2 separate regions of the Homo sapiens genome follow, and region 2 is linked to region 1. The links are chromatin loops, found by intact Hi-C in ENCODE. Cell type or tissue: dorsolateral prefrontal cortex. All regions are shown on one strand. Links, peaks and the distances in the headings refer to the core of each region. The heading gives the core; the rest is flanking DNA. Region 1 has its middle 84 kb from the start of NMUR2. Region 2 overlaps NMUR2 (neuromedin U receptor 2).

Region 1 (16,040 bases), core at 3,189-11,188:
CCATGTTGACATCTGATAACTTGAGTTGATGGATTAGAAACTATTTGTATAAGTTTCAATCTCAAATCCATATGATGCATAAGTTTATGGTTAGAATTTTTCATGGAGAATGTGTCTTTGCCCAAATCCATACCCAAGGTTAAGAAACGAATTTTTAATTGCTTTCTTGTGATATTTTGTTTTCTTTTTCTATTTCACCTCCTGATGAGAAAGCACCGTAAGCATCTTAGCTTTATACACTCATCTCAGTTCCAACTTTTTGCTTCACTTAGGTCCAGGGACCACTCTTCTGTCTTTGGGCAGTAAAACTCAAGCCTCTTAATTACTAGGATTGACAGGGCCCCTGCCATTAGGACAGCCACAGCCTCATCACACAGGATTTTGTTTGCTCTTCATGTTAGGCCCTATGATATGCTTTTGTCTATTGTCTTAGGTATGCATGTGATACGAGGTTATATTTTATGTAGCATTTCTATATGCTTGTAGTGAAAATATTCTGAGTTATCTAGCATTTCATATGCTGCAACTTGCAGTCTCTTTAATGTTCCAGTTTATTTACTTATTTTATTTTTAGGGTTTTTTTTTTGGTGGTGGTGGTTTGTTTTTGTTTATTTGTTTGTTTTTGCAACTGAAATATCCTAACTATTCAATCTCTAAGCTCTCATGTTCTTCCACCCACTAGGGCACCTCAGCTTTGCATTATATATATACACTGTTAGATGTCTAGTATTAAGAACACAAAAATTCTCCTTACTCTGACTTGAAAAAAGCCAGAGTCTCTGGGATTTAAAGCCCTTCTAGAGAAGGAGAGTGGAAAAGGAGGGAGAAGCAGATTTACTTTTTCCCTTCATTTGCTATAGCAGTGAGAGTATCATAAATCCATACATCAATAAATTATCCTCTACAAACTTGTTGGTATTAATCTGAGGCAAATTTGTCCCAAATAATGTTACATGCGTGCACGCTCACTCCCCTTCCCCTGCCCCACACACACGCTTTAAAGAGCAGGGTTAGACAAATTAATATACTTCTGGTAAATTACAAGGCTTCGATGCCAAGGCTGCTGTAATGCCACAGAAAAGAAAAAAATGTTTATTTGAGCATATACTGTTTACCTAGAACTGTCCCAAGTCCATCCTCATAAGCAGCCCTGGAAGACTCTTGATCCTAATTAAAAAATAATCTTAAAATCCATTCCTTTTAAAACTTATGAAGCTGGAACTATATATAATTTCAAATTACTTCTCTGGTCTTATTTTTTATTGTGAGTTTTTATGCTGAGTATTTTCTAAATATTGTAGACGTAAAATATGCAATTAAACTGCTCATTTCTTTATAAACTTTACCGTCTTTTTAAAAAAATCAGAGTATAATATTTAAGTAAATCACATTCTTATTTTCAGGGAGTAAAGAGATACTGGACAATTAATATAGAAACTGTAACCCGTAATTCATCTAGTGAAAGGTACGTGAAAATAGATCATTAATTAAATTAAAAACCAATAATCAAATGTCTCAAAATGATGAGTTTCCCCAACCCAAATGTATGATGTGAACTTTGCAGTCAGGTAAGGCTTTTTGTTCCTACCCATTTCCTTTTGCTCTATATGTATTATTTTTGCCATGTTTTTGGTGAAAATTATTACTAAAACTTACCACACAGCCATTTCCCCTCTTTAAGAGCAAAATTCTACCTTCAGCAATAGAATTCTTACTTCTTTTCCCTTTTTTTGTATGTACTTAGACGTTAAACTTATACTTCCATCAGGCATTATTATAGCGTATTATGCTAGGGATTGCATGCAAGAAATATTTTTTCCAAGAAAATTATGGCTCTGAAATTTCCATTAATGGACATTTTAAATTAAAATTTAAATTACTTAAAAACTCCCTTTCAATAACAATGTTTGACTTTTTTTTGTCTCTCCACCTATTCTAAAAAACAAAAATACAAACCCTCACTTATCAAGAGGTCATTTAAAAAATATATCCCAGTATCTGACGTTCAGTAACAAAGTCAACTTACCAATGGAACAGAACAGAGGCCTCAGAAATAATGCCACACATCTACAACCATCTGATCTTTGACAAACCTGACACACATAAGCAATGGGGAAAGGAGTCCCTATTTAATAAATGATGTGGGGAAAACTGGCTAGCCAAATGCAGAAAACTGAAACGGGGCCCCTTCCTTACACCGTATACAAAAACTAACTCAAGATGGATTAAAGATTTAAATGTAAGATCTAAAACCATAAAAATCCTAGAAGAAAACTTAGGCAGTATCATTCAGGACATAGGCATGGGCAAAGACTTCATGACTGAAACACCAAAAGCAATGGCAATAAAAGCCAAAATTGACAAATGGGATCTAATTAAACTAAAGAGCTTCTGCACAGCAAAAGAAACTATCATCAGAGTGAGCAGGCAACCTACAGAATGGGAGAAAATTTTTGCAATTTATCCATCTGACAAAGGGCTAATATCTAGAATCTACAAAGAACTTAAATTTACCAGAAAAAAAATCCCATCAAAAAGTAGGCGAAGGATATGAACAGACACGTCTCAAAAGAAGACATTTATGCAGCCAATAAACATTAAAAAAAAGCTCATCATCACTGGTTATTAGAGAAATGCAAATCAAAACCACAATGAGATACCATCTCACACCAGTTAGAATGGTGAACATTAAAAAGTCAGGAAACAACAGATGCTGGAGAGGATGTAGAGAAATAGAAATGTTTTTACACTGTTGGTGGGAGTGCAAATTAGTTCAACCATTGTGGAAGACACTGTGGCGATTCTTTGAGGATCTGTAACCAGAAATACCATTTGACCCAGCAATCCCATTACTGGAAATATACCCAAAGGATTATAAATCATTCTGCTATAAGGACACATACGCATGTATGTTTATTGTGGCACTATTCACAATAGCAAAGACTTGGAACTAACCCAAATGCCCATCAATAATAGACTGGATAAAGAAAATGTGGCTCATATACACCATGGAATACTATGCAGCCATAAAAAGCATGAGTTCATGTCCTTTGCAGGGACATGGATGAAGCTGGAAACCATCATCCTCAGCAAACTAACACAGGAACAGAAAACCAAACACCACATGTTCTCACTCATAAGTGGGAGTTGAACAATGAGAACACATGGATATAGGGAGGGGAACATCACACACCAGGGCCTGTTGTTGGGTGGGGGGGCTAGGGGAGGGATAGCATTAGGAGAAATACCTAATGTAGATGATGGCTGATGGGGGCAGCAAACCACCACGGCACGTGTATACCTAGGTAACAAAACTACATTCTGCACATGTACCCCAGAACTTACAATTTAAAAAAAGTAAAACAAAGGATGTTGAATAATCAAAAAATGCATTATCCTTAGCACTTTAAAAAAAAAAACTCGATTTTCAGAACACCGGTTGATTTTATTGCCCACAGCAAATTAAATACAACAAATACACAACAAGTTGTGACTAGAGTTTGACACACTCAAATTCACAAGAGATGGTTGATGAATGAAAAATCAATAATTCAAATGACTCAAGTCTTTGTTAAGAGTAAGGGGAAAAGGTTGTTTTCATAGTGATTTTTTTGAGTTTTGAGAGTAACTCCTATATATGCCTCAGTTCTCAGTTGAGATATTACTTCTGTAAGGAGACCATCTCTGAATTCCTACCTCTCTTCCACCACTACCACCTTGAAGTTAGTTCCCTTGTGATAGCATTGATCACACTGTGTCATCATTTCCTCATTATATGCAGTTACTACTACTAATTTCCAAGCAAGTTCATGACATTATTTTTATGTGGCTTTCTTAGTCTTGAACAGTGTCTATTACAATAAATATCTTAAAAGAATGAAAGTATTGTCACTGGTGTTTATCACATCTGTGACCTGGAATTAATAATTAATTGAAGTAATGAACTTTCAGAACTGAATAGCTTGGGAAAATTAGTCTATCCATTCATATATACAGATGAGGAAATTAAAGTCCAGGGAAGGAAAATGACTCAACCTAAAAAACAGGTAGTACATGACATACCTAAGTGAGAACAAGTATCTTCTGAATCTTATTTCTGGCTATTTCTATGACCTGATGTGGTTGTTAAAGATGACAGCAAATTGAATTTGTACTGTAAACCAGGCACTGATGCTCAACAAAATACCTGTTTAAGACTCATTTAGTCTTAAACACCCTGATGAAGTTTACACAAGTATTTTCCACATTGTTTGAGGCTCATAGCAGTTGAGAACCTTGTCAAGAAATTGAAGCAGAGTTTGCATCTTTAACTCCAAAATCCCAACTCCTCACTACCACCCCAGCCCATCCTTTAGGTTCATTCTCCCAATTATAAAGGCAAGCCACATGTGAGTCCACTGTGCTGATTTCTAAAATGGCTATTGGTTCATGACTGCAAGCCAAAATTTCTGAATAAATGGAGATTTAATTCAAATTTTAAAAAATGAGGAGAGGATTACTTCAATGGTAGTAAAAACTTGAAAAACATTGATTTGGATGGGATATTAAGTACTTAACAAAATATAACCTAGTCTATGAATATGAAAATAATATATCTACATTGAACCATCAAACTCAAAATCATGCATGAAATATTATTTCCCACGTAAAATATTTTTGAATATTTGGATTATACTTAAAAGTATTGTAAAGCTGATAAAACTTTGAATATAAGTCTGCTTTAAGTTTTTGTTAGCAGTTTGTGCAAAGAAAAAAAGACTCCCCAGGTAGCGAGAGGTGTAGGCTATTAGGCATTGGGATAATTGTAGAAGAGTCTATGTAGCTGTCTGGTTTGTGCCTGGTTAGTGACTGGCAGGCAGCTGAAGACAAGAGCAGGTTACCCTGCATCTGCATGCATGAAACCTATCTTTAGGCCTCTGAAATGAACATGGCAGTGGCATGTGTGCAGTATGCATAGAAGGAAGTAAAGGCTATGCCACTGGTGCATTCATTTCAGTGTAATAAAACTAGTCATCATGGAATCAACCTAGATGGCCATCAATGTGGACTGAGAAAATATAGTACATATACACCATGGAATACTATGCAGCCATAAAAAAGAATGAAATCATATCCTTTGCAGCAACATGGATGCAGCTGGAGGCCATTATCCTAAGCAAATTAACACAGGAATAGAAAACCAAGTATTGCATGTTCTCAGTTCTGAGTGGGAACTAAGCATTGGGTACACAAAAGCACAAAGATAGGAATGATAGATAATAGGGAATCCAGAAGGGAAGGAGTGGGGCAAAGGCTGAAAAACTACTTATTGGGTATTATGCTCACTACCTGGGTGACAGGATCAATTGTATTCCGAATCTCAGCATCATGCAATATGCCCATGTAAGTAAAAAGCCTGCACGTGTACCCTCTGAACCTAAAATAAAAGTTGAAGTTATAGAATAAAAATAAAAGATAGTTAAGAAAGAATACTTCTCCAAGTGAAGCTATTAATGTATTAATACTAAAAAGATAGAGCTGGTTCTTATTGGGAACTTATTACGGGTGCATGACTTCATTTAATCCTCGAATTAGCTTATGAGGTAAACAACACAATCATCCCCATTTTATCAATAATGAAACTGAAACTCAGGTTAAGTAATGTGCCTAAAATCATACAGCTATTTATTTTCTCTCTAGAATCTGCATTTTAGCTATAATCCTGTTCTAGGGATGCAGTAAATATGTTTTCCTTTTGCATAAAGAAGAAGCAAGCATCTTCAACTGGGAGAAAACAGGGTGATCCAGTAGAAATAATTTAAAGAGAAAAATGTGGGTTCACTATATGAAAGTGCATGTTGCCTTTAACATAACATACAGGTGAGTTAGGCAACATACTGTTGTGTTGATTTGTCACTAAACCGCTTTCACAGGAGAATATGTGTATGTTCTTTCTATGATCTCCCCAAAGTTTTGTAAGTTCTCATGATACTTGCTATATATTCTAAACAACTGTGGCCTGTAATATTCCTCAGTAGAGTGAACTACAGAAAAGGCCCTGACACTAACCCTTTGTACCATAATATTAGCCAGTTACACTCCCACAGAAAATGAGAGAAGAAAAGAGTTAAGATAACTAAGATATTCATTAAAAGTGCAGGCCTACTTGTTTCTGCGATGATTCAAAATGATGATGATACCATTGGAAATTGTACAGATCTATCTGTGCTATTTTGTGCGGCCAGAGTTTTGGGGAGCATGTTTGGAGTAGAGCTGCTGGATCAAGCCCTTCATGCATAGCCGATTATACTTGGACAGTGCAAAGGCCGGCACACTGTTGCTATTTATGGATGAAAATCATTTTGTGATTTGTTAGTAGCTCTGTAGAATACGTTTCTAGAAGTGAAACTGCTGAGTAAAAAGGATTTTTAATGCAATTTAATATTGCCAAATTGCATCCCCACAAATAGCATTATAGTTTATTATCCCATCAACAGTGAAAGGGATGCTCTTTAAAAAAAAAGTTTAATTTTCACTACAAATGTCTTTCTTTTATTTACCCCAAATTACATTTTTTCCAAACAATTGTTGTTTACATAGGAGGATCATAACAGTGGCATCTAATTAAGTCCTAACTGCCAGTATTTCTTCCTGGAAATAGGTCTACCTTAGGGGTTAGAATATGAGGGGCAGTATTACCCCATATAACAGAAAGCAAAATAGCTGAGGATTAATTCGCTGGCATATATATTATGTTGTTTAGATACTACTTCTCAAATCTATGCCCATTTTTTTGAGGATCTCTTCTCTTTAAGTGTGCTGGAATTCTTGATCCTCCTTAGAAGTGTAGCTCATTTATTTTGTTGCTTTGCTAGTATCATGGCATACTAATAAGGCTTTTGTGAAATGTCAGCATAGACTCTTTTTTTCTCATCCTGCAATTAGTGAATTTGCTGGCAGCCTTCATTGTTCTGTTTTGAGAAAAATTGACTGTTACAGAGATTGTAGCAGCATTTATAATTATAGGCCAGGAATTGGGGTTATTATTTATTCTATTGGATTTAGAAATTCCTGTGTGAATTTGCACATGTTCTTTAGTGTGCTGCTTTTCTATGGTATAAAAATTTTTAAAGTCTATAATCTGTTTATTTCTTTTGTAGGAAAAAATGACAAAAAGAAACATACTTAAAGATATAGAGTAGGCCAGGCGTGGTGGCTCACTCCTGTAATCCCAGCACTTTGGGAGGCCCAGGTGGGCGGATCATAAGGTCAAGAGATTGAGACCATGCTGGCCAACATGGTGAAGCCCCATCTCTACTAAAAATGCAAAAAAAAAAAAAAAAAAAAAAATAGCTGGGCATGGTGGCATGTACCTGTAGTCCCAGCTACTTGGGAGGTTGAAGCAGGAGAATCACTTGAACCTGGGAGGTGGAGGTTGCAGTGAGCTGAGATTCTGCCACTGTACTCCAGCCTGGTGACAGAGCAAGACTCGATCTCAAAAACAAAACAAAACAAAAACTAAGGTTTTTTTTCTTCTCCCCAATTAGACCAATTTCAGCTAAGACGTATTGAAAATCTCCTGTAAGCCAATTAATATGGAAATCTCAAGATGAGACCCTTGTCCCTACCATCAAGGAAATTAGTTGGAAACACAAACGTTTAAACCAATAATTATTATGTGTAGAGTTTTAAAAAAATGAGTAGCAAAGACAAATAACTACCCCTCAATTAGGAGCTGCAGAATAAAAATCATTTTAAGCATATGCAAAGAATTTGAGACATGTAAGAGTTACACCATATTAAAGAAAAAGACAGGTGATGTTTGGTGAGTGTTTGAGTTTTCTAATGTGCAACAAATTATCAGAAACTTAGTGGCTTAAAACAACATTCATTTATGATCTGAGTTTTTGTAGGTCAGAAGTCTGGGCATGGCTTATCTGGGTTCTCATGAGGCTGAATTCAAGCGTCAGTCAGGCTGCATCCTCCGTGAAACTTGGGGTCATCTTTCATGCTTACATGGCTGCTGGCAGAATTCAGTTCCTTATGTTAGAAAAACTGAGGTTCCCCATTTTCTTGCTGTCAGCCAATGTCTGCTCTCAGGTCCTAGAGGCCCCCACAGTTCCTCATTACATGGACCTTTCTATAGGCAGTTTGCATCACTGCTTCAGGGGAACAAAAAAATCCCTATACATGAAGTTATTGACCATTTCTAAAAGGCTCCTGCCTGATTAATTTAAGCCCACTCAGGGTAGCATACCTTTTATTTAACTCACGATCAACTGTTTTGAGACCTTAATTATATCTGCAAAATACCTTCACCTTTGCCATGTAATACTACATAATAACAGGAGTGATATCACTTTTGCCATCTTGAGTGGCTAGAAAGTTACAGACTCTGCCCCCATTCAAGGGGAGAAGGTTGAAGAAGGGGATGAGTTACGTGGGTAACCTTAGAACTCTGCCTATGAAGGTAGGTAGATTTAAGCAGCAACAGGGATTGAACTCTCAGAACTCTTGTTCAGTAATCTAAGGGTCAGGGATTCTCTCCTGCAGGTAATGTTGATTTATTGTTAGGTTTTAATCCAAGAAAGACTGCAGTTTAGTAGAATAAAAGATAATTTCTCTGGCTGTGTGAAGAACGGTTTGACAGTTGTGCTGGATGAGCTACAATTAGGAGTTGATTAAATAAGTCAGTAGGATTGCCTCAAGACTGCAGCCTTGGCAGTGACCATAAAGACTGGCAGGAGGGGCAAATACTAGAAATATTTAGAAGGGAGAATGGAACAGTAAAAAGTGAGCGATTGGATATGCTGGCCAATATATAACTGCATTTAGCTGCTCTTTCTCAATCAAGATTTGATCCTAAGGAGACAAAAGGCATATGAAACACAGCCTGCAAAGGATATAAGTATACCTTGTGAAACGATGTTAGAATTTTAGAGCAATTGAAGAAAAGCTAAGAGTTTAAGTAAGTTGTGTTTATGTAGCAGTCTACATTCTCAGAGCAATCTTTACGTATGGGTAAGCTATATGTATGCTTACATTGTTAAGCTGTGACAGTAAGTAGATATTTTGAGAACTTTTTACATCAATAAAACATCAAGTTACGTAAAAGTTGCAAGAAAAGAACAAGGAACTTCATTATATCCTTTGTTCAGATTCATCAGTTTTCATTTTGGCCCATTTACTTCATCATTCACTTTCTTTATATAGAGATACAGATGTGTATATACACTTTTGAAACATTTGAGAGTAATTTGCAGACATTATGCTTACTTATCATTAAATACTTGTGTCTATTTCCTAAAAACAAGGTTTCTATTTGCTAATGTTTTGTGAAAGATTTTCATCTATGTTTATAAGGAATGGTTGTTTGGAATCCTCTTAACTCTTTTGTTAGCTTTTTGTATCAAGGTATACTGGCTTCATAAAATGCATTGGAAAGAATTCTCTTCTCTGTTTTACAAATTTGTGTAAGATTGGTATTCTTTCTTCTTTAAACGTTTCATAGTATTCACCAGTTATACTATCTGGGCCTAGAATTTTCTTCTGAAGAAGCCTTTTCATAATGAATTGGATTTCTCTACTAGACAAAGGGCTCTTCAGATTCTGTTTCTTCTGTTTGTGTTTAATCAGTTATAATTTTCAAAGACTTTATCCTTTGCATTTTTGTTGAATTTATTGGCATTTTTCTTCCCGTATTATCTTATTCTAAGTTTTTGTCTTTAAATAATTTCAGACATGTGAAATTTGTAAAAATACCTGTATACATTCACTCAGATTCCCCAAATGTTAACATTTTAAGCCAATTACTTTGTTCTTTCTTTCTCTGCTTTTTTATACACAGATATTTATAAAATATAATAGGATATAATAATAGATTTCTGAACCTGATACTCTGTCCTAAATTACAGATATAATAGCTCTCTATCTCTAAATACAATTGTATGTATTTCCTAAAAACAAGGATGTTCTCTTTCATAACCACAGTGTAATTTTCAAAATTGGGAAATTAACATTGTTACAATACTATCATCCAAAATACAGACCTTACTCAAATTTTACCAATTGTTTCACTAAATATCCTTCATAGTAAAATAAATTAAAAAATCCCTGATTCAAGTTCCAATTCAAGCTCACGCATTTAGTTATCAAATCTCTCTAATTTCCTTTAATCTAGAATACAGTCATGTGCCATATAAAGAAGTTTTGGTCAATAATAGATGGCACATACAACGTTGGTCCCATAAGATTATAATACCACAGTTTCAATGTACTTTTCTACATTTAGAAACATAAATGCTTACCACTGTGTTACAATTGCCTACAGTATTCAGTACAGTAACACGCTGTACAGGTTTGTAGCCCTGGGGAAATAGGTTATACCATCCAGCCTAGTAGGTGTGTAGTAGGCCCTATTGTCTAGGTTGGTGTAAGTAGACTCTGTGATGTCTGCCCAATGACGAAATCATCCATTCTTCAGAACATAGTCCTGTCATGAAGTCACGTATAAAGGTAGTTCCCTAGTCTTTATTGTCTTTCGTGACCTTGACATTTTGAAAAATGTTCATTTTGTAGGATGCCCCTCGATTTATATCTTTTAAAAAATATTTTTCTCTTTATATATTATTTCTCACCAGATTTGAGTTACACAATTTTGTGAAGAATATTACAGAAATGATGCGTTCTTTTCAATAAATCAATAGGCATATGATGCCCATTGGACCCATTCATGGTGGCGCTAACTTTGATCACTTGGTTTTATCAGTGTCTATAAGTTTTCTTCACCATAAAGTTAATAGTCTTTTGTGTGATTAACAAGTATTTTTTAAAACTATTAAAATATCCTGTTTCTCATCAAACTTTTATCTATTAGTTTTAACACTGATCAATGATTCTAGCCTGAAACAGTTATTACTATGGTGTTTAACAATGACTTTTAATCTCATCACTCTCCCTACATTTTAATTGCATTGTATTATGAGTTTTTATATCTCCCCATTAGTTTCCTCATTTATTTATTTATGTGAGCATGGTCTTATGGATTATTTTATCGGATGAAATCTATTTGTATAGTTACTAATTGTTTTTGTCCAAGTGTTCTGAATTTGGTCTCTTTCAACTAGGTTCTGTATACATTGACGTGTCCTAATCATTTTTGAGCACTTCCTTACGTCTGGCATGTTCCAGGTGGACGTTGTGCTTTGACCCAACCCTGGAGTTAGCCTTTCCTCTGGGAAAACTTGAGTACTTTAGTTGAGGTTGGTATTTAAAAATCATGATGTGGACGTGAAGTGTTCTCTTTGCTACTGAGTGTCATTTCTTGTAAGCCCCCTAAGTAGACTGAGATAAGAAACGTAGGTATGTGTATCAATATACACACACCTGCATACACGTATCCATATCTAGAGCCATAAGTTGATGTGGATGCTTCCACTTCCAGTCCAATTCCACAGAGTTAATTCTAACCTTTCTCTTTCTATATTTGTAAATGTCTTTTCTGACATTGAGAAATCTCATTATCTAAAATGTATTATTTCCTCATTCCTAGAATATATACGAAATAATTTTAGTATTGCTAACCCATAAAACTGTGAAAAACACACCTATTACCTAGAGTTTAACATTTGTTGACTGTTTTAATACTTGAGGGTATAGAGTGAAAGCAATGTATTCAAAACTTACATGAAATGATTCCTTATCCCTGTTTAGTATGATTATTTATCTGAATTAGTTATGCTCTCTTTCATTCCTAAAGTTGGTAATTGTGCTTTCTTTTTTTTAATGATCATTGTTGTGAGGGATTGATCACTTTTATTAATCTTTTCAAAGAACTTGCTTTGGGCTTTATTATTATTGTACTCGTTCTCTATTTCTTGTATTTCTGCACTTTAGCATTTCCCTTCTTCTACTTCCATTAGGTTTCATTTGCTCGTACATTTCTAGCTTCTTAGATGGAAACACATTTAACAAATTTCACTATCATTCTATTTGACATACTTCTTAATTTCCCTGTAACAACTTTGATCTACGTATACATTTTCCTATGTATACTTTTTGATTTTCAAGTATATAGAGCTTTTACACATATCTTTTATTAATTTTTAATTTAATTTCATTGTGGTCAGAGAATACATTCTCTAACATAGCAATCTTTGGAAACTATTTCATAATTAAAATTTATGGCCCCATATATGATCTTTTTTTTAAATATTGTACTTGGATTTGAACATGTATTCTACAGTTGCCAGGTGTAGTGCTCTATAAATATTATCTAGGTCAAGAAGGTTTATAATGCTCAAATTTTCTGTGTTCTGAGTCTTGCTTTGTGGTTGTTTTTTTTTTTTTTTGGTCTGGTTGCTAGAAAATAACACAAAAAGGAATGTTAAAATTGATAATGAATATTGTGGATCCGTCTGTTTCTCCCTTTAGGTCTTTCAATTTTGCTTGCTGTTTTTGGAATCTCTCCTAATAGGCACATAAATTTTTAATTGTTGTATTCTTGAAAAACTAAAAGTTTTATCATTATGAAATATCCTTTATTTTCTCCTGTAGTACTCTTTGCCTTAAATTCTATTTTATCTGATATTAATATCTTCATTCCAGCTTTTTGATGTTTAGTGTTTTCATGATGTATTAGGGTTTTCATTTTTTATCCTTTTATTTTTAGGTTATTAGTTTGTCCTTGCATTGCTATAAAGAAATACCTGAGACTGGGTAATTTATATATAAAAAAGATTTAATTTGCTCATGGTTCTGCAGGCTGTACAGGAAGCATTGCAGCATCTATTCAGCTTCTGGGAGGCCTCAGGAAACTTACAATCATGACAGAAGGTGAAGAGGGAGCCAGCACTTCACATGGCTGGGGCAGGAGGAAGAGAGAGGGGTGAGGTGTTATATACTTTTAAACAGCCAGATCTCACAATCACTCACTCAATATCACAAGAATAGGACTAGGGGAATGGTGCTAAACTATTCATGAAAAACTGCCCCCATGGTCCAGTCACCTCCCATGAGGCCCCACCTCCAGCACTGGGGATTACATTTCAACATGAGATTTGGGCAGGGACACAGATCCAAACCATATTCGTTATCTTTGTCTTTAATTCAAATGGTGTCATTTTTAGACAGCATATATAGTCAGCCCCCCTTATCCATGGGTTTTACAACTGTGGATTCAACCACTCAAGATTAAAAAGATTAAGGAAAAACACAAAAAATAACAATACAACAAAATACAAATAAAAATGCAAATAAACTATTTACCTAGCATTTACATTGTATTTGCTACAGACTTATTAGTAATCTAGAGGTAATTTAAAGTATAGCCATTTACTGCAAAATGACATTTCAGTCAACAGCTGACCATATATATACAATGGTGTTCTCTTAAGATTATAATACCATATTTGTACTATATCTTTGTTTAGATATGTTAAGATACACAAATACTTATTGTGGTACATTTGCCCACAGTATTTCATACAGTAACATGCTGTACAGTTTATAGCCTAGGAGAAATAGGCTATACCATGTAGACTAAGTGTGCAGGAGGTGAAACTATCTAGGTTTGTGTAAGTACACACTATGATGTTCACACAATGATGAAATCACCTAAGTATGCATTTCTCAGAACATATCCCTGTTGTTAAGCCATGTGTGATTATGTACGGGAGGATGTCTGTAGATTATATGCAAATACTATACCATTTTATGAGATACTTGAGCATTCATGAATTTGTTTAAGGTCTCCCTGTGTCTTTTTTCTTTCTTTCTTTAAGTTGATCAAATATTTTTTAGTGGACAATTTTATTGGCTTTTTAACTATACATCTTTATATTTTTGGTGGTTACCCTAGAGATTATAATATGCATTTTAACCTATTAGGTCTACTTAGGGTTAGTACTTTACCAATTAATGTAAAATACTAGAAATGTGCAACATCATAGTTCCATTTAACTATCCGTCCTTGAAGCTATTGATATTTATATTATACCTATTATTTACAGCTCTACTTATAGTGTTAAACTATTACAATTTTTAAAGTAGTTGTGTCTTTTAAATAAGGAAAAACAGAGACTCTTATTATTTACCCATGCATATCACTTTTGGTATTCTATACTAGTTTCTGGAGTCCTGAGTTTCAATCTGTTATCATTTTCCTTAATTTGAATAATGTTCTATAGTAGTTCTTGAATTTGAATAATGTTCTATAGTAGTTCTTGAAATCTGCTGGCAATAAATTCATGCAGTTTCTACTTCTCTGAAAATATCTTCATTTTACCCTTATCTTGAAGCTTATTTTCATTGGACACAGGTTTCTTTTGTCTTCTAGCCTCCTTTGTTTTTGATAAGAAATTAGCCATCATTCATATTGCTGGTAGTATGTCCTTTATCTTTTTTCACTGGCTGCTTTAACAATAGTCAGTTTATCTTTGGTTTTCAGAAGTTAGACTATGATATCCCTAGGTATGATTTTCTTTGTGATTATTCTGACTGGGATTTTCTCAGCTCATTGGGTCTGCTTGTTTGTTTTTCTTCCCCCAAGTTTGGGGACTATTTGGCTGCTTTTTTTCTTTTTCAATTTTTTCCCACCTTTTTTTATCTCTTCCTTACTCTGAGACTTCCATTCCACACACATGCACATACACTCTCTGAAGTGAACTCAATATTGTATTGTCTTCATAATAAAACAAAAGATGAAGTTTAGAACTGGATCATTTGGCTTTTTCTCTCATCTCTCCCTAATTTAAAATTCTTGCATTTCTTAATAGTCAGCATTCTCTTAGATCTGCATTTGGGCTCAACACATTTAAGCCTCATCACAATCTTCTTTGTAGTTTTACAGAGACTTTTCCAGAAAATCTGCTTGGTCTGCCCACCATAGCCTGCTCTGCTTCCTGTCAGAATGAAGCTAGGCATACCAAATTCCTTGATCTCCTTGTATTGTGTGTCTTCACGGTGTTGATGCTTGTCACATTTCTTTTAGGAATGTTCTCATGTTTTCTCAAGTACTACAGCCTGGGAGCTGTTGCATACATTTTAGAACACTTATTATTATCCCATAAGCCTCTGAGCTTCTGATTTATTTTCAGTCTTTATTCTCTCTGTTCTCCAGATTGGATAATTTCTACTAAGATCCAATCTACCTTCAGATACTAATCTACAGAAGATAATCTCTCTCTACATTCACTGATCTTTTTTTCCCCTTGTCTCCAGTACTCTTGTAACGCCTTTTCAAATAAATTTTCATGATATTTTACTCTTTGGCTGTGGAATTTTCATTTTTTTCTTTTGTTTAGCTTTCATTTTTCTGCCTAGTTTCCCTGCCTTCTTTATTCATTATGACATATTTGTCTTTACTTTTTGAAACATCGATTTAATATACCTTTTGAGTCCTTGTTTGCAAATTCCAACATCTTGAACATTTCAAGTTCAGTACCTATTGACTGCTTTTTCTCTTGACTGTGGATTACATGTTCTTTTGTGAGTTTACTAGTTTATTCTATACTACATGTTCTAAAGGAAACATGGTAGAGACTGTGATTCAGTTTTCTTCTAAAGGATGTTTGTTTTTTTTCTGATAGGCAGTCCACCTAAACACCAATTGTCTCTCTTGAAGTGGATGAAATCTGAGATCTCTGCTCAGTTCCTCCAGCCTCACAGATAATGTTTTACAGTCTGAAACTTGGAGTCCCCTGAATTTGTATTTACAGTTTAGCCAAGGATTTGACAGGTATTCAGATGTAGATTTAGGGGCTTCCTCCTTTTCTAAATTTTCCCCTTCACTTTCTAGCTATTTTGGCAGCTCTAAACTCTATGGCCTTACTTCCATTCCTATGCCTTTGACTTTCTTCCTGAATTCTTTCCATTCATTTTCCTGCAGATTGGGTAATGTCCACAGGTGCAAAGCTTACTACACCTGAATCTTATCCAGGGCAGTGCCCTTCCTTCAAAGGCCAACTTTCAATTTCATCTTGCTTTCAATGTTTCTTCAGGCCTTCAAAAAAACAGTTGTTTTTGTTGTATTTTCTGTTTTGTCTAGTGTTTATAAATCTTGT
Region 2 (16,040 bases), core at 438-8,437, 100 kb before region 1:
TATTCCTTTAGGTATATACCCAGTAATGGGATTGCTGGGCCAAGTGGTATTTCTGGTTCTAGATCCTTGAGGAATGGCCACATTGTCTTCCACAATGGTTGAACTAATTTACATTCCCACCGACATTGTAAAAGTGTTCCCGTTTCTCCACAGCCTTGCCAGCACTTGTTTTTTGACTTTCTAATAATTACCATTCTAACTGGCATGAGATAGTATCTCATTGTGGTTTTGATTTGCAATGATCAGTGATGTTGCGCTTTTATTTGCATGTCTGTTGGCTGCATAAATGTCTTTTTTTGAGAAGTGTCTGTTCATGTCCTTTACCCACTTTTAGATGGATTTTTTTTTCTTGTAAATTTGTTTAAGTTTCTTGTAAATTCTGGATATTAGACCTTTGTCAGATGGGTAGATTGAAAAAAAATTTCCCCATTCTGTAGGTTGCCTGTTCACTCTGTGAAGAATGTCAATAGTGGTTTAATGGGAATGGCATTGAAGCTATAAATTACTTTGGGCATTATAGCCATTTTCATGATATTGATTCTTCCTATCCACAAGGATGGAATGTTTTTCTATTTGTTTGTGTCCTCTCTTATTTCCTTGAGCAGTGCTTTGTAGTTCTCCTTGAATAAGTCCTTCACATCCCTTGTTAACTGTATTCCTAGGTATTTTATTCTCTTTGTAGCAATTGTGAATGGGAGTTTATTCATGATGTGGCTCTCTGCTTGTCTATTGTTGATGTATAGGAATGTTTGTTATTTTTGCATATCGATTTTGTGTCCTGAGACTTTGCTTAAATTGCTTATCAGCTTAAGGACCTTTTGAGCTGAGATGATGGGGTTTCCTAGATATAGGATTATGTCATCTGCAAACAGAGACAATTTGACTTCCTCTCTTCCTGTTTCAATATCCCCCCCCTTTTTTTTTTCTTGCCTGATTGCCCTGGCCAGGACTTCCAATACCATGTTGAATAGGAGTGGTGAGAGAGGGTATCCTTTTCTTGGGCCGGTTTTCAAAGGGAATGCTTCCAGCTTTTGCCCATTCAGTATGATATTGGCTGTGGGTTTGACATAAATAGCTTTTATTATTTTGAGATATGTTTTTGTTCTGTGATGGTTAATTTTATGTGTCAACTTGACTGGGCCACAAGACACCCAGACATTTTGGTCAAACGTTAGTGTGGGTGTGCCTGTGAGGGTGTTTCTGGATGAGATTAACATTTAAATTCATCTGAATGTTAGATTGAGTAAAAGAGATTGCCCTTCCTAATGTGAGTGGGCCTCATCTAACCAATTGAAGATCTGAATAGAACAAAAATGTTAAGTAAGAGAGAAGTTCTCCTGCTTGACTGCTTGGGATGGAACTTTGTTCTTCTGTCCTTGAACTGAAGCTTATACCATTGCCTTCCCTGGGTCTTTAGTCCTTAGACTCAAACGGGAATTACACCCTCATCTCTCCTGGGTCTCCAGATATCCAACTACAGATGTTGGGACTTCTCAGTTTCTATAATCATCTGAGCCAATCTTCCCTTCCTTCTTCCCTTCCTTCTTCTCTTCCTTCTTCCCTTCCTTCTTCCCTTCCCCTCCCTCCCTCCCTCCCTCCCTCCCTTCCTTCCTTCCTTCCTTCCCTCCTTCCTTTCTCTTTCTCTCTCTTTCTCTCTTTCTTTCTTTCTTTCTTTCTTTCTTTCTTTCTTTCTTTCTTTCTTTCTTTCTTTCTTTCTTTCTTCCTCTCTCTCTCTCTCTCTCTCCTTCCTTCCTTCCTTCTTCTCTTTCCTTTCTTTTATTCCTTTCTTTTTTATCTATTTATCTATCACCATCATCCATCTATCTATCCATTCATTCATCCATCCTACTGGTTCTCATTCCCTGGAGAACCCTAAGGAGAGTTATGATAAGAGAAAATATGGTCATGGAAAACTTCTCGAAGAGACAAGTTGAGAAGAAGGTGGAGAGAAGAATTTTAGGTGAGTCACAACTTTTCTAAGAATCATATTGCAGAACCTGGCACTTTATAACACTTGAAGAGTTTTTCCATCTACCCTGGGTTTCTCCTGTTGCCATCCTCAGCTCATAGGCTCACAATTGATAAGGAATCGCTCCTTGATCAAACTGTAGTCAGGCTCCTTTGAGCCTTGTTTTTACTAGGCCTCTCTGTGGCTCCCATCTTTGGCCTGCTGAGGCCAGTTTTAGCTAGAATCCTACTAAGCTATTTTATAGACCTTGATATTCAGCCAGGCTTCTTTTCATGTGTTTTTTATCTAATCAACTCTCTCAGCCTCCTAATACCTAATAAAGTTCCTCTTGGCAATTTTTATTGTCTCCCTCACTCTGACTATAGGCTATAAATCCCCACTTGTTTCAGTCATATTTGGAGTTGAGTTCAATTTCTCTCACCTGTGGCACTAGTCTCTCCCCCATTGTAATTGTGTTGAATAAAGCTTGCTTGCCATTACTAACAAGTTTCCAGTGCAATTTTTTTTTCTTTTACACCATTAGGAAATGACACTCCAATAGGTAAAAATTATAGGGTGAAGTTTGAGACTGAATTCTAAGACCTTCTTTCAATTTCAGTCAAAGCATGATTTTAGACTTTTAAGAATCCCAGTGTGAGCCACCCAACAGTTACCTAGCATATTTTAAAGCTATGTCCTTCTGCTGTCAAGAATTTGGTTTGTGTATAAGGAATACAAGCTTTTTTTAAAAAGCTAATCAAATTAGATAGATAAACCTATTAATGAAATTCTCTTAAATGAGACCCAAAGATCATTATTACACATTGAAGAAGTATGCTTTTTTATATTATAATTTATTTTCTAAATTATACAGGCTATAGGTACTCCTCGTTCATTAAAGGTAGTGAGGTATGGAAGGAACCATGGGCCCAAGTCAGGATAAATCAGTCCTGATATGAACCTACTGACTCATTGTTTCATCTCAGACAAGCCATATTTCCTTTTTGTGCTTTAGAAAGTTGGTATAGATTTGTAGCTAAGAGCTGGCGGTCTAGACTTAGAACTAACTGGCAGAATTAAATCTCATCTCCAACATTTATTAGCTGTGTAACTGTGGGCAAATCACTTAAGTCCTCTGTTTCAATGTATTTTTGTTCTATGGGATGGGAATTATAATAGTGTCCATCTCTTGGTAAGGTTAAAATAGATCATAAATGTAAAGCTCTTAGTAGAGTAGCTAGAAAAGTCTCAATTAACATTACTGATACATAAAAAACTGTTGAACTAGATAATCCTGAAGGCTCCTTCATTTTCTAAATGTCTATAAAATTCATAATGTACATAGGGGTTTAAAATAGGCTGCATGTCTGTATTGAATCAGGGCCACAGCTAAGAAGAGATAGTGAAAGAATGACTGTAAATTTCCTTTCAGTCAGTAATCTGAAAACCGTATAATGTATTTATTGTGCATTTCCACATACTAAAGAAAAAGAGTCTTCAGCTAAGTAGAGGAGAATGTGGAATATTTGCATCTTTTTACAGTGAATCCTGTGGGATATTTAAAAACAGATGTATACAAAAGATAAGTAGATCTGTTGCTATTTTCTGCACTAATATTAATGGACAGCATTCCACAGTAATACTTCCACTGTAGGTTAATTACAAAATGCTGATGAGGCTTTCATGTCATAATTAGCATGCTTCAGCCTATTTTATCTGGTACCTCTGGGTCAAATATCTGGTCCATTGACTATTTTTTTCAATGAGTTAACCACAACTTTAAGTGGCCTATAATTATAACAGTGTTATTGGCATTTATTCTAAAAACAAATCACATATATTACAACAAGATGGCAGAATACCAGCATATTAATAGCTAGTGGTGTGCTGATAAGCCAGCTAGCTGGGAGAGGAAAAAAGCCCTGATTTGTGGTGTTTGCCAATTTCTGCAATACAAATATTTTCACCGTGACTGATTTCAAGCTATCAATCATTTGACAACAGGCCTGCAAAAGTCCTAAATATTTAACAATAAGCTTTTATAAGCCAGTCCAAGCCAGTACCAGCACACTACTGAACCACTGATACTTTTACATACTGAATTCTTATGTTGGAATAATGTTACTTCTTTAGCTGTCCCACAAATATGTTCATTCAATTAAAATTCATCCATTAGGAGAGTATCTTTATGTAAGACTTAAGTGCACTTTACAATAGAGGTTATAATAATTTGAGTCACAGACTACTTTGAGGAGCTAAGCAAGGCTATATACATTTTCTCTCCAAGGGGGGAAAAGTACTAAGAATTTTGAATATAATTTCAGGAGATTCTTGGATCTCCTTACATTTGTTCATGGGTGTCAGCTTTAAAACGCCTGCTATTTCTTTGAGCTAGAGAAACTAATGTGACAGGCAACATTCTGAATGTCATTGCTTCAGTTCACTAAGCTTATAGATTACTGGAGTGCTAAAAAGTCACTATCTCATTGCAAAAGAGTTAAGTTACCAATACAGTCATGTGTCACTTAGTGATGAGGATATTTTCTGAGAAACGCATCATTAGGCAATTTTGTTATTGTGCAAACATCATACACAAAACTAGCTGGTATAGCCTACTACACACCTAGGCTATATGGTATAGCCTATTGCTCCTAGGCTACAAATCTTTACAGCATGTTCTTGTACTGAATACTGTAAATAACTGTAACACGATAGTAAGTATTTTTGTATCTCAACATATCTCAACATAGAAAAGTTACAGTAAAAATGTGATATTATAATCTTATGGGACCACCTTCACATATTAGTCTGTGGTCTACTAATGACTGAAACATTGTTATGCAGCACATGACTATATTTTATTAATCATGTTTACTGTGTGGACTCTTCTATCATTATTCTAAAACTCAGAGATCACAAGGAATTCATAAAAAGATCATGAGGTCAATTTAATTAACCTCATTAGAAGCATTAAACAATTTAATTTTGTTTTCTCCCTTTGTTCTATGAATTTTATATGAACCATTACATAAGCTAACTCTAGAACTTGTGATATTTTAATTTTCATTTTGAAATACATACTTCCTATATGTATATATGTACATGTGTAGATGTATGTATAAACAAAAACTCAGCCAACATTATTTTATTCTTTTTTTTTCTTTTTGAATCTTATTTCCTCCTGACTAGGTCAAATCCCTTTTTCATATGGTGCCAAAGTACTTGTATTTATATTTTGTGGCACACTTCACAATCAGATTTAAGCAATTATTGTTGTCATGGTTTTCAGAAATAATAATCTCTTCTTCTAGACATCAACTTTCAAGGGCAGGAAGTTTATAACCTGGCATGATGCACATCTCCTAATGTCACCAAGTGAAGATGTGTTTAAAGGAAGAATTTATGTGTAAATAATTAGCTGATACAAGTTTTTAAAAGAAAAAGATAAATGAGGAGAAAACAAAAAAGGACCAAAGTTTTAGTCAAGCAGTCAAATTGCTAGCTTTAGTTTTAGTGTGTTTCTCTTTCTATCTATTCACTGACAACAGCAGCATTTTTAGTCCTGGTAATCGGGAGGTGATGTTAATTTGATGTTTAAGGGTTAATAGATTATCATTCAAGAATATCTCTACTTTAAAAGGCAAGTAGAAAATTAATTTCTCCTCCATTTTTGAGGTTTTGTTTTGCAGAGCCTTTTCAACTCAATCCTCGAATGACCACAGAATTCTGCCCACTAATGTAAACCATCATGAGAGAATTCTGATTTATTAAAACTGGGTTGCAATTAGCAGAGTTTCTTTGTTTGTTTTAATGTTGAGTATCTGAATATGACTATTAAATTAACAAATGATGATGTCAGAGACCAATACCCCCATTTATCATTGGAATCATTCATTCAACTTATGAACAATTCAGAGGCTAAATGCTGGAACTTTTGTGTTTCAGCATCAGTAACTCCTGAGATTGGGAAGGGCCTTCTTGTACCATAGGGACAGCAGGCATATCATTATAATCACAAGTGATTGGTTGGCCAACTGAAGGTCAGGTATCCCTGTCAGAAACCTAATCTTAGTCTTTTGTCTCTTAATATGGTTCCATTTGAAATTGTTGCTTAACTCAATACATTGAAATATGAAGCCAACTCACTTTATCACATATTTATTGAACATCTACCATTGTGATAGATATATTGCCATTGTTCCAACAACAGAAAAAATGAATACCAGATACATCATGTCTTTGACAAATTTACATTCTGGCAAAGCAAGAACATAAATCACTGAAATAAAAAGCAGAGTGAAGAAAAAGCTTAAGAGACATAAACTGACAGAGAAGTCAGATACAATATCTATTTGAATAAATCAAGCAAGGCTTCATGGAGGAAGCACCACACTGAGATGAACATTGAAGGATGAGTAGGATAGAAACAGATGGAGATTGGAGATGAAGTGGGCCTTCTACGCATGAAGATCTGCAGCTGGGAAAAACTGTGGGATGCATTTGCATAAGAACAGCAAGTAATTCCATTTGAATAGAGTATACATTACTTGTGATGGTATAATGGAAAATTATTCTAGGAAGTAGTTTTGTCCATATTACATGTGTGAAGAGTATTATGTAAGTAATAAAAGACTGAGTAAGTAAAAGTTATGGGTTTGAGACCAATTGTTGCCATTTGACTTGTCTTTATTCCAAGATAGTAGACCATACTTCCATCTATACTATATGAAATTAGACATTAGAAATCCAAGTCTAGACTAATTTATGAAAATAACTAAGCTCCTGTTTGGTATAGTTTATGCTTCTTTTGACCTTCCACCGCAGCCCCTCCCTCTTCTCATTCTTCTCTAAGTTGAACTTCTTAGTTTGGATCCAATTCCTAATGAGAAATGGCTGATAATGACTTGGCGATTGGGGTGGTAGAGATAATCATTCTAAGGAGCATTCTCATATTATAAGGGGGAACTCTTAAAGTAAAATGCTGTAGGACTGTAAGGAATCACATTATAATGGCAGTATATGAGGCAGTAGGTAAATACAGGCGTGCCTCAGAGATACTGTGGGTTCAGTTCCAGACCATTGCAATAAAGCGAGTCACACTTTTTGTTTAGTTTCTTAGTGCATATAAAGGTTATGTTTACACTATATTGTAGTCCATAATAGCATGAAGTTTTAAAAATGTATATAACTTAAAAATATTTTGTGGCTAAAAAACAAAAATGATAATGTAAACTGTCAGTGAGTCAATCTTTTTGCTAATGAAGGATCTTGTCTCAATGTTGACAGCTGCTGACTGATGAGGGTGGTGGTTGCTGAAGGGTGGGGTGGCTGTGGAAATTTCTTAAAATAAGACAACAATAAAGTTTGCTGCATCCAATGACTTCTACTTTCATGAAAGATTTCTCTGTAGCATGCAATGCTGTTTGATAGCATTTCACCCACAAGAGAACTTCTTTCAAAATTGAAATCAATCCTCTCAAACCCTGCAGCTCTTTTGTCAGCTGTTTATAGAATATTCTAAATCCTTTGTTGTCATTTCAACAACGTTCACAGCATCTTCACTAGTGGTAGATTCCATCTCAAGAAATCATTTTCTTTGCTCATCCATAAGAAGCAATCTCTAATTTGTTCAAGTTTTATGATGAAGTTGCAGCAATTCAGTAACATCTTTGGGCTGAACTTCCAATCCAGTTATCTAGCTTATTCTACCATATTTGTGGTTACTTCCTCTACTGAAGTCTTGAACCCCTCAAAATTACTCATGAATGTTGGAAGCAACTTCCTTCAAACTCCTGTTAATGTTGGTATTTTGACTTCCTCCCATGAATCACTAATGTTCTTAATTGCATCTAGAATGGGGAATTCCTTTCAGAAGGTGCATTTTACATTGTCCAGATCCATCAGAGGAATCACTATCAATGGCAGCTACCATCTCATGGAAATGTATTTCTCAGAGTTGAAATTATTCCTTGATCTATGGGCTTCAGAATGACTGTTGTGTTCACAGGCATGAAAACATTAATATCCTTGTACAATTCTATCACAGCTCTTGGGTGAATAGGTGCATTATTCATAAGCAGTAATATTTAGAAAGGAATCTTTTTGTTGAGCAGTAGGTCTCAACAGTGGGCTTAAAATATTCAGTAAACCATGCTGTAAACAGATGTGCTGTTACCCAGGTTTTGTTTCCCCATTTATAAAGCACAGAGTAGATTTAGCATAATTCTTAAGGGCCCTAGGATTTTCAGAATGGTGAATGAGCATTGGCTTCAACTTCAGGTCACCAGCTGCATTATCCCCAAACAAGAGAGTCAGCCTGTTCTTTGAAGCTTTGAAGTCAGACATTGACTTCTCTTCTTTAGGTATAAAAGCCTTAGTTAGATGGCATCTTCTTCCAAGATAAAACTGTTTCATCTGCATTAAAAATCTTTTTTGTTTTTCTGTAGCCAACTTCATCAATTATCTTAGCTGTAACTTCTGGATAACTTGCTGCAGCTTCTACATCAGCACTTAATGTTTCAGTTTGCACTTTTATATTATAGAGAATGGCTTTTTTCTTTAAACCTCATGAACCAACCTCTGCTAGCTTCCAACTTTTCTTCTGCATCTTTCTCAGCTCTCTCTGTCTCCATAGAATTGAAGAGAGTTAGGGCCTTTCTCTGAATTAGGCTTTGGCTTAAGGGAATGTTGTGGCTGGTTTGATCTTCTATCCAGACCACTCAAACTTTCTTTGTATCAGCAATGAGGGTGTTTTGTTTTCTTACAATAATTTATGTGTTCACTAGAGTAGCATTTTTAACTTTCTTTAAGAGCTTTTCTTTTGTATTCCAAACTTGGCTAAAAGCTACAAGAGGCATAGATAGCTCTAAGCCTATCTCAGTTTTTTTACATCCTCACTAAGCTTAATCCTTTCTAGCTTTTGATTTAAAGTGAGAGACTTGCCGCTCTTCCTTTCACTTACACTTAGAGGCCATTGCAGGGTTCTTAATTGGCCTAATTTTAATATTGTTTTGTCTCAGGGAATAGGTAGGCCCATGGAGAGGGACCAAGATGGGGAATGGCTGGTGGGTGGAACAGTCAGAACAACACAATATTTATTAAGCTCTCCATCTTCTATGGAAGCAGTTCATAGGTTTCCCAAAATAATTACAATAGTAATATCAAAGATCACTGACCACAGATCACCATAAGCACATATAATAATAATCAAGTTTATTGCGAAAATTATGACAATTGATACAGAGACATGAAGTGAGCACATGCCTTTGGGAAGAAAGATGCCAGCAGATTTGCTCAACAGCATTGCCACAAACTTTCAATTTTTTTAAAAGTGCAATATTTGAGAAGCACAATAAAATTCAGCACAATAAAACAAGTTATGCCTGTAGACTGCTGCCAAGGGACACTGATGTTGGCTTCTCACATCATATAAAGTAGAACAGCACGTACATGTCTTCCTTCTGTGGCTCACAGTGGCCATTGGTAGTAGGAGTGACAGCCTGACTCGGAACGTAGATGACTCAGGACGAACCATTTCCATTAATGGAAATTAATCAAGGTATAGGTGCCATGCCTTTCCAGTCACGTTCTTGGCATGAACTAGTGAAGGGGCATGAGGCAGTTAGGATAGTGGAAAGATAACTAAAAATCAGGCAGTCTTGGGTTTTGAAACCAGATCTAACTCTCAGTTTTCACGTTTATTAAAAAAAAAAAAACTAGCAATGGGTACATGAGTTGTAAGAGCCATTCTACCTCTCTAATATCATATGAGAAGGCATACATTATGGGATGTTCCTCTCTGAAGTTTTGAGGCATAGAGGAGAGTCAGCTCTGAAAGAATTCAGGTTTTGTTAAAGTGGAAGCTTTGATAGTTTGTTCTTGACATCTGTTCACTAGAGAGGGCTGCTGGGAGGTGAGAGTTGTGCATGGATGACTGACATGGGAATTGGGGACCTATATCTTCGGTCAGCTCCACAAAGTGGCATTCTGTCAGGAAGATGTTCCGCTGGGCAGGTGGCAACTGTGGGTCATGCTGGGAGTGCCACTGTTTGTGGAAAGAAGAGATCACATTCTGGAATGCTGCCTGGAAGCGGCGAGACAGTAGGTTATAGATAATGGGGTTGACAGCTGAGCTCAGGTAGAAGAAGACACCTGGAATGCAGGGGATTTAAAAAGATGTGCTGAGAAGAACTTAAGTGACCGGCATGAAGGAAGAAGCATAAATATTTACAAAGGCCTAGAATCCCTGTGATTGCCTCTTTTATAAGTGATAATACATACAAGCATCTAATTGAGAATACAAAATGCTCTGAATAGATCTTCCACCTGTGCACTTAGCCATCAAACACAAAGATTAAAGAGTCTTGGAGTAAGTTAGGCTGACATGGGATCTCTCTGAGATGTTCAGCAACTTTCTTTGATCACTACTTGTTTAATTAAAGAACATGTTTCTATAACATGACTGAAAGATGCTTAAATATCAGAGGGAAGAGAAACGTTTCTATCTCATTGGAATTTTACTTAAATCTATAATTTGGGATTGCAAGTAGTGGAAGAAGGTAAATCAGCCAAGGCTTAGTTCCTGCTGAGACTCCTTATAATGCTAAGATACGGCTTCAAAGAAATATTCCCTAGCGTGCTGTTCCTACCTACCCTTTTCCCTTGATGGTTCCTCCACCTTTTGAAGAATTGTATTTTACCATTTATTTCCTCTACCAATTAACCTTCACATTGTCATTTTCCTGTTTGGAATACACTCTTCCTTTATTGCCTTTTTAAATTTTATTTCTCTAAAGCCCAAAATCAGCCCAAGTTTGGGAATCAGAGGACCTAGTTTCTGATCTTGGCCCTCTAATATCCTGTGGCCTTAGACAAACCCTGGCACTTCAGTTTCTTTCTCTGTAAAATGGGAATGTGATTTCCAGCCTAACCCACCTCCCTGGATTATTGTGAGGGTAAAGTTAAGATACCATCCACAGAGAGGTTGAGAATGGCTAAGAATGTAAAACAAGTGATGGGTAATATTGCCAAAAGGTTCCTTGTTGTCCTTATTTATGTGGTTCAGAACATTCAGAATGCTATATGCCTTGTTTACAGAATAAACATGGAAGAATGTTAAAGGAGAATATTTCTATGCATTAATACTATTAGTTCATTCAAAAAATAAATATTGATTTAACTCTTATTATGTGCCATGAACTTCAAAGCACATTGGGAGGTAGTGAATTAGACTTTGTTCTCCAAGATCTTGGAATGGTACTGCAGAGACAAGATTTATGGCTAAGTTAAATAATTAACAATACAACAATACCAAGCAGTATCTGTTAAGAACAAATATGAGATAACAAATCATGCTATAGCAATTCACATAATAACAGAAACACAAGGACTGTGATAATCATAAAAGATTTAGTGGGGGGTGATTGAACTCTAGCCAGGCCTCAAAATGGGTAAGAGATAGTTGAGGAAGACAGGAGAGGGTGTTGCAGGTACAGGGTATATAGCACGCATAAGTATTCAGGGGCAGGAATGGCCATATTGTGCAGGAATAATGTGCAGAACTCTCTAATTACCAATTTGATAAGTATATGGTCTATGAATAAAAATAATAAAAGTTGGAGGATTAAAAGGCAAGTTGGGGGTATTTTCTGTAGGGTTTAAGAGATTTAGATTTAATCTAGTGGCTAATATAAAAGGGGGGAGATGGTATCTGAACAGGATCATGTCATTATTGAGGCTATAACTTGAAAATCTTAAGATAATTGCCTTGACGCATCCAGAGAATTGTAGTCAATTAGTCAAGTCTCATTTGACCTTGTAGTGCTTTCTCATTTATTTAAACATTTCTGTTTTCCGCAGATTAACCAAAAGGATAAACTAAGAGGTATACATATTTTTGAGCTTTGGTTGCAAATGGTTGAACAGGAAAGTGCTAATGTCCAGGAATAAGCTATACATTAGGCCTGCTGAGTACAAAAAAGAGGGTGACAGAAAATACATAGTATACACAATATTCAGTATAGATGTCATTGTTTCTGCTTTGTACACATCTGGAGCTTAACTTGTAAAAGGTGATCTTATCTTTCCTTTCCGGTGATGTCTTCTATAATCTAATGAGCCCATAGAATCAGCCGGTGACCAGGAGAGGTGGGGGGACAGAAGAGGTCTGAGCCTAAGGCTAACACTGAGTTAGCTGTCACTGACTGAGAAAGAAGAAACTAGGTGGTCATTCTTTGCTTCATTTTAGTAGAAAGAACACTGAACTTGAAGTTAGATGACTTGGGTGGGTTATTTGTTAGCTAAGTGCCTTAGGGCAAATCATTTCTTCTTGTGGAAGGGTTTTATTTTTGACTATACAATGTTAATCATAATATCCACCTAATGACCTTGTGATGATTATAGAAAGATATACAGCAATTACAGCTTAAAGAGCTCTTTAATGTCTATTATTGCATTTGCTCCTTACCATCAGTCCATGGTTTGTGTACAGGAGGCTTTTTTTTTTTTTTTTTTTTGCCATTTTACAGTTGAGGAAACTTTGGTGTGAAGGCAGCCACGTTCTCCAGATCACTCAGAATAGCAATGGTGAAATTGGGTTGCAAATCCAGGTCATCTGACTTACTGACCTTTCCACCATGGTTTCCACAATATACTATGGTATCCTCAACAAGCAGAGTTACAGTAGCCTAAAAGGAGAACTTGATTACCTATGAATACCATTTAGTTTTCCTTCATGAGGATATAATACTTCCCAAAGGCAATATGAGATTTCAGGGACATGGGTGTTTACTAAATAAGAACCAATTTAATTGCATGGCCATTTGGAGGATAACCAAAGGAATCACTCCTTGACCATTTTCCTTCTGTAATCATCACAGTTAGACTTGAGGTTTTCCATAAAGTAGCCTTGAAAATAGTGATCTGGTATATATGTATTTGGAACAGTATCAAACATAATCAATCTCTGAATAAAAGAAAAATCAAATGTCTTCATTATAGCATGGCAGATCCCCGTGATAAATTGGAGTACTTAGGCATCTAAGCAAGATGAAGAAGAAGGTGCTGTTACCTGAATACTAGTCATGCACCAAATCCAGCTAAGGTTTTACCTGACACCACATGGACGAGGTTGAACACAGCAGCCAGGGATTCACTCCACTCCTCCACAAAGCTGAAGAAGAGTCGGTCAATGTGGAACGGGGCCCAACAGATAGCAAACACTAAGACCAAGACAACTGAAAATGGATGATAAATGGGAGACCAGAAGACAGTCTGTGCAAGGATAGGTATACAATGCTCACTCTGAGTCAATCATTTCTTCTGGCAGTTTTTCCCTTCAACTTTGTTAAGCTATAACAGTTATAGAGGCAAACTAGATCCCAAAGAGTCTCAGTACAAAACACTTAAAACACAAGAATGAATTGTATAAGATCTAGGATCAGTTTTCCATAAGATTATACAAGATTTCTTATATAATGTAAAACTTTTTAGAACATTTAAAATAGTATTTAATTTATTTCAAAGTCCTGAAAACATCTTATTGTGAAAGATAAATAATAAACTGTTAAATGTGTATATAAATTCATCTTGTTGTTATAGGAATAATTAGAAGTTTCTCTGAATTCAATAATTTAAAATTCTGCAATGGGTAGGCAAGGAGAAAGAAGAGATCAAACAACCACAAGCCTAATAGTACTTTACAAGAATCTTTTGATTGGAAGGGGTGTGTCTGTCATATTATAAATTGCTACAGCACAGAATTCCTTCCCATCTCTTATTTTCACCTCCCAAAACAGAGACTGGTATTTCTGTAGTTTTTCTTTGGGGCATTTAAGCTCCACAAATTAAACACACACACACACACACACACACACACTTTTTTTTTTTCCTTTTGAAGTTGTAAATACTTTACTTTGCTATGACATGACTCTTGGGATTCGCCTAAAGATAATCTTTTGGGGCTAGGGGAGAGATAAGGGTATACATGAAACAAGATTAGCTATGAGGTAATACTTTTTGAAGCTGGGTGATGGGTACATGGGTATTCATTTTACAGTTTTCTGTACTTGTGTACAGATATGAAGTTTTCATAGTAAGCAGTATTATACATGCATTTCCTGTTGGCATTAAACACATTCAGAGTAAGTTGTTTGCCTGTGTGGTATGGTTTCAAAGATAACTATAGGTTTCTACTGAATTTGCCAACCCAAGAAAAGTCCCTAATCTGTTCACTACTGCCTACAATTCCCTTTAATTAAAACTTTAATTCCTGACGGGCGTGGTGGCTCAGGCCTATAATCCCAGCACTTTGGGTGGCCAAGGGGTGGATCTCCTGAGGTCAGGAGTTCAAGAACAGCCTGGACAAAAGCCCGTCTTTACTAAAAATACAAAAATCAGCCAGGTGTGGTTGCACACGCCTGTAATCCCAGCTACTCAGGAGGCTGAGGCAGGAGAATTGCTTGAACCTGGGAGGCAGAGGTTACAGTGAGCCGAGATGCCACTGCACTCCAGCCAGGGCAACAGGGCAAGACTCCATCTCAAAAACAACAACAACAACAGCAACAACAAACAACTTTAATTCCTGTTAAAGTTGAACCCCATCCCAACGCAAATACTTTACAGTGTATTCTGCTATTGTGACTTTAATATGAGTGAGCTTCATGTTTTTTTTTTTTTTTTTTTGTGAGAGTAGATTATGACCAAGGAGAAAAGGGGAGGGATAATGAAGAAACTATGTTTCTTGATAGAGAAAGTCAAGTGCCAAGAGGAGCTAAAATATTTCCAAGAAGATAACTCTTAGAATCGAGAAGACCCACTTCAGGGACTTCACAGTTTATTTTTTGTTCAGAAATGCTGTATAGTTACAGTGAATGTTTCATATGCATATTAGCCTGGAGGATTCATTTCTTCTAAACTTTAGATTTTGATTTGCAAAATGTATTATAAATCTCCTTTCCCTCATCAGTAACTCCTCTCATATAGTAGTGCTGTATCATATATTTTTATAACATTCTTTTGGGAGACTGTGGCTCAGTAAGTGAATTTTTAAAAAGATCTTATTTATTCAAAAGTATACTGTTTGAAACAAAGTTATACAATGTCATATGTGAAATGGCTACTTGGAGATGCTTGCCAGATGTTCTTAACCTGGAACTAAAAGATCCCATGGAGTCTATGAGTATCAGGGGTTGGTTCGTGACCTCCTGAGATGGATTGTAAAATCTTTTGTGTATGCATATTTGTTCATTTTTTTTTTTTTTTGGAATGGAGAGTCTACAGCTTTCATCATATTTTAAAAGAAATCCATAATACAAATAGGTTAAAAACCTGCTTATTTCACAGAGGGGGAAAGTGAAGCTCAAAGGCTGAGAAAGTGAATGTAATTTACCAAGCACCACACAGAGTGTATGTCAGTGGATGAAACTGAGAGTGTTGTTTTGAGGGTTCAAAACCAAAAATGAAACAAAACACACAGGTCCTAGAAGCTTGAAGAAGCAAAGGAAGACAGGTCACCTAGCGTTGACATAGACCATTAAGGAGGTGTCTTCATTATATATCTCTCCCCTTTGCTCCTTGATCTTAATCTACTCTCATAAATACTCTGTTTCAGGATAAATTGGAACCTACCCCAGCAGCATTTAGTTGGTACCAAATGTACCTCCTTTGCTCTTATGAACAAAACAAAACAAAAAACAAAATGGGGCACTTACACAGCATCTTGTTGACTGATTTTCTGCAGGGTCTTTGAATATTTGCATTCCCTTCATCTGCCTCAAGAGATTTGTCTTTCTTTAGCTGAAAGGGAAGTAAGTTGGGAGAGATAGTAAGAAAGAGAAACATTTTTCCTCCTGTTAAAATCTGAGAAACATAACTCAAACGCTCATTTTGAAGACAGAAGAACTGAGACCTAGAGAAATGTAAGACTACGTCAAATGTTTAACAGTATGTTGAAGGTGGAATTGGATTCAGGTCATCTACTCAACTGGATAAGTGATTGTGGCCAAGTAATAGTGCAACCACTTTTCGTATACAGTTATGTGGAAACTTGGCTGTGTAGCATGTTAATAGGTGTTCCATGAAAAATGTAAAATTC

What was found. Hi-C counts contacts between places; a loop is a spot of excess contacts. Peaks named below come from ENCODE experiments on the same cell type or tissue, not always from the same donor. Only the 100,000 strongest peaks of a DNase experiment are listed, where the experiment ranks them.
Region 2: a loop joins it to region 1, with 3 times the contacts of the local background. A loop is called at or near these places in 2 of 110 quality-filtered maps.

The regions. Positions count from the first base shown.
Region 1 is chr5:152,481,033-152,497,072 of GRCh38, forward strand. It overlaps the pseudogene RPL36AP20. Among named protein-coding and RNA genes, the nearest start is that of NMUR2, 84 kb to the left of the region's middle. In dorsolateral prefrontal cortex, for the core only: no CTCF peak of the experiment used is centred there; no DNase peak of the experiment used is centred there; H3K4me3 peaks cover 904 bases; H3K27ac peaks cover 3,072 bases.
Region 2 is chr5:152,382,403-152,398,442 of GRCh38, forward strand. NMUR2 (neuromedin U receptor 2) reads right to left here. Exons shown (of 4, transcript NM_020167.5): 2 at 15,658-15,742; 3 at 13,057-13,182; 4 at 9,144-10,099. The coding sequence ends at 9,789. Among named protein-coding and RNA genes, the nearest start is that of NMUR2, 15 kb to the right of the region's middle. RefSeq lists an enhancer at 4,352-4,521 and a cis regulatory region at 4,437. In dorsolateral prefrontal cortex, for the core only: no CTCF peak of the experiment used is centred there; no DNase peak of the experiment used is centred there; H3K27ac peaks cover 554 bases.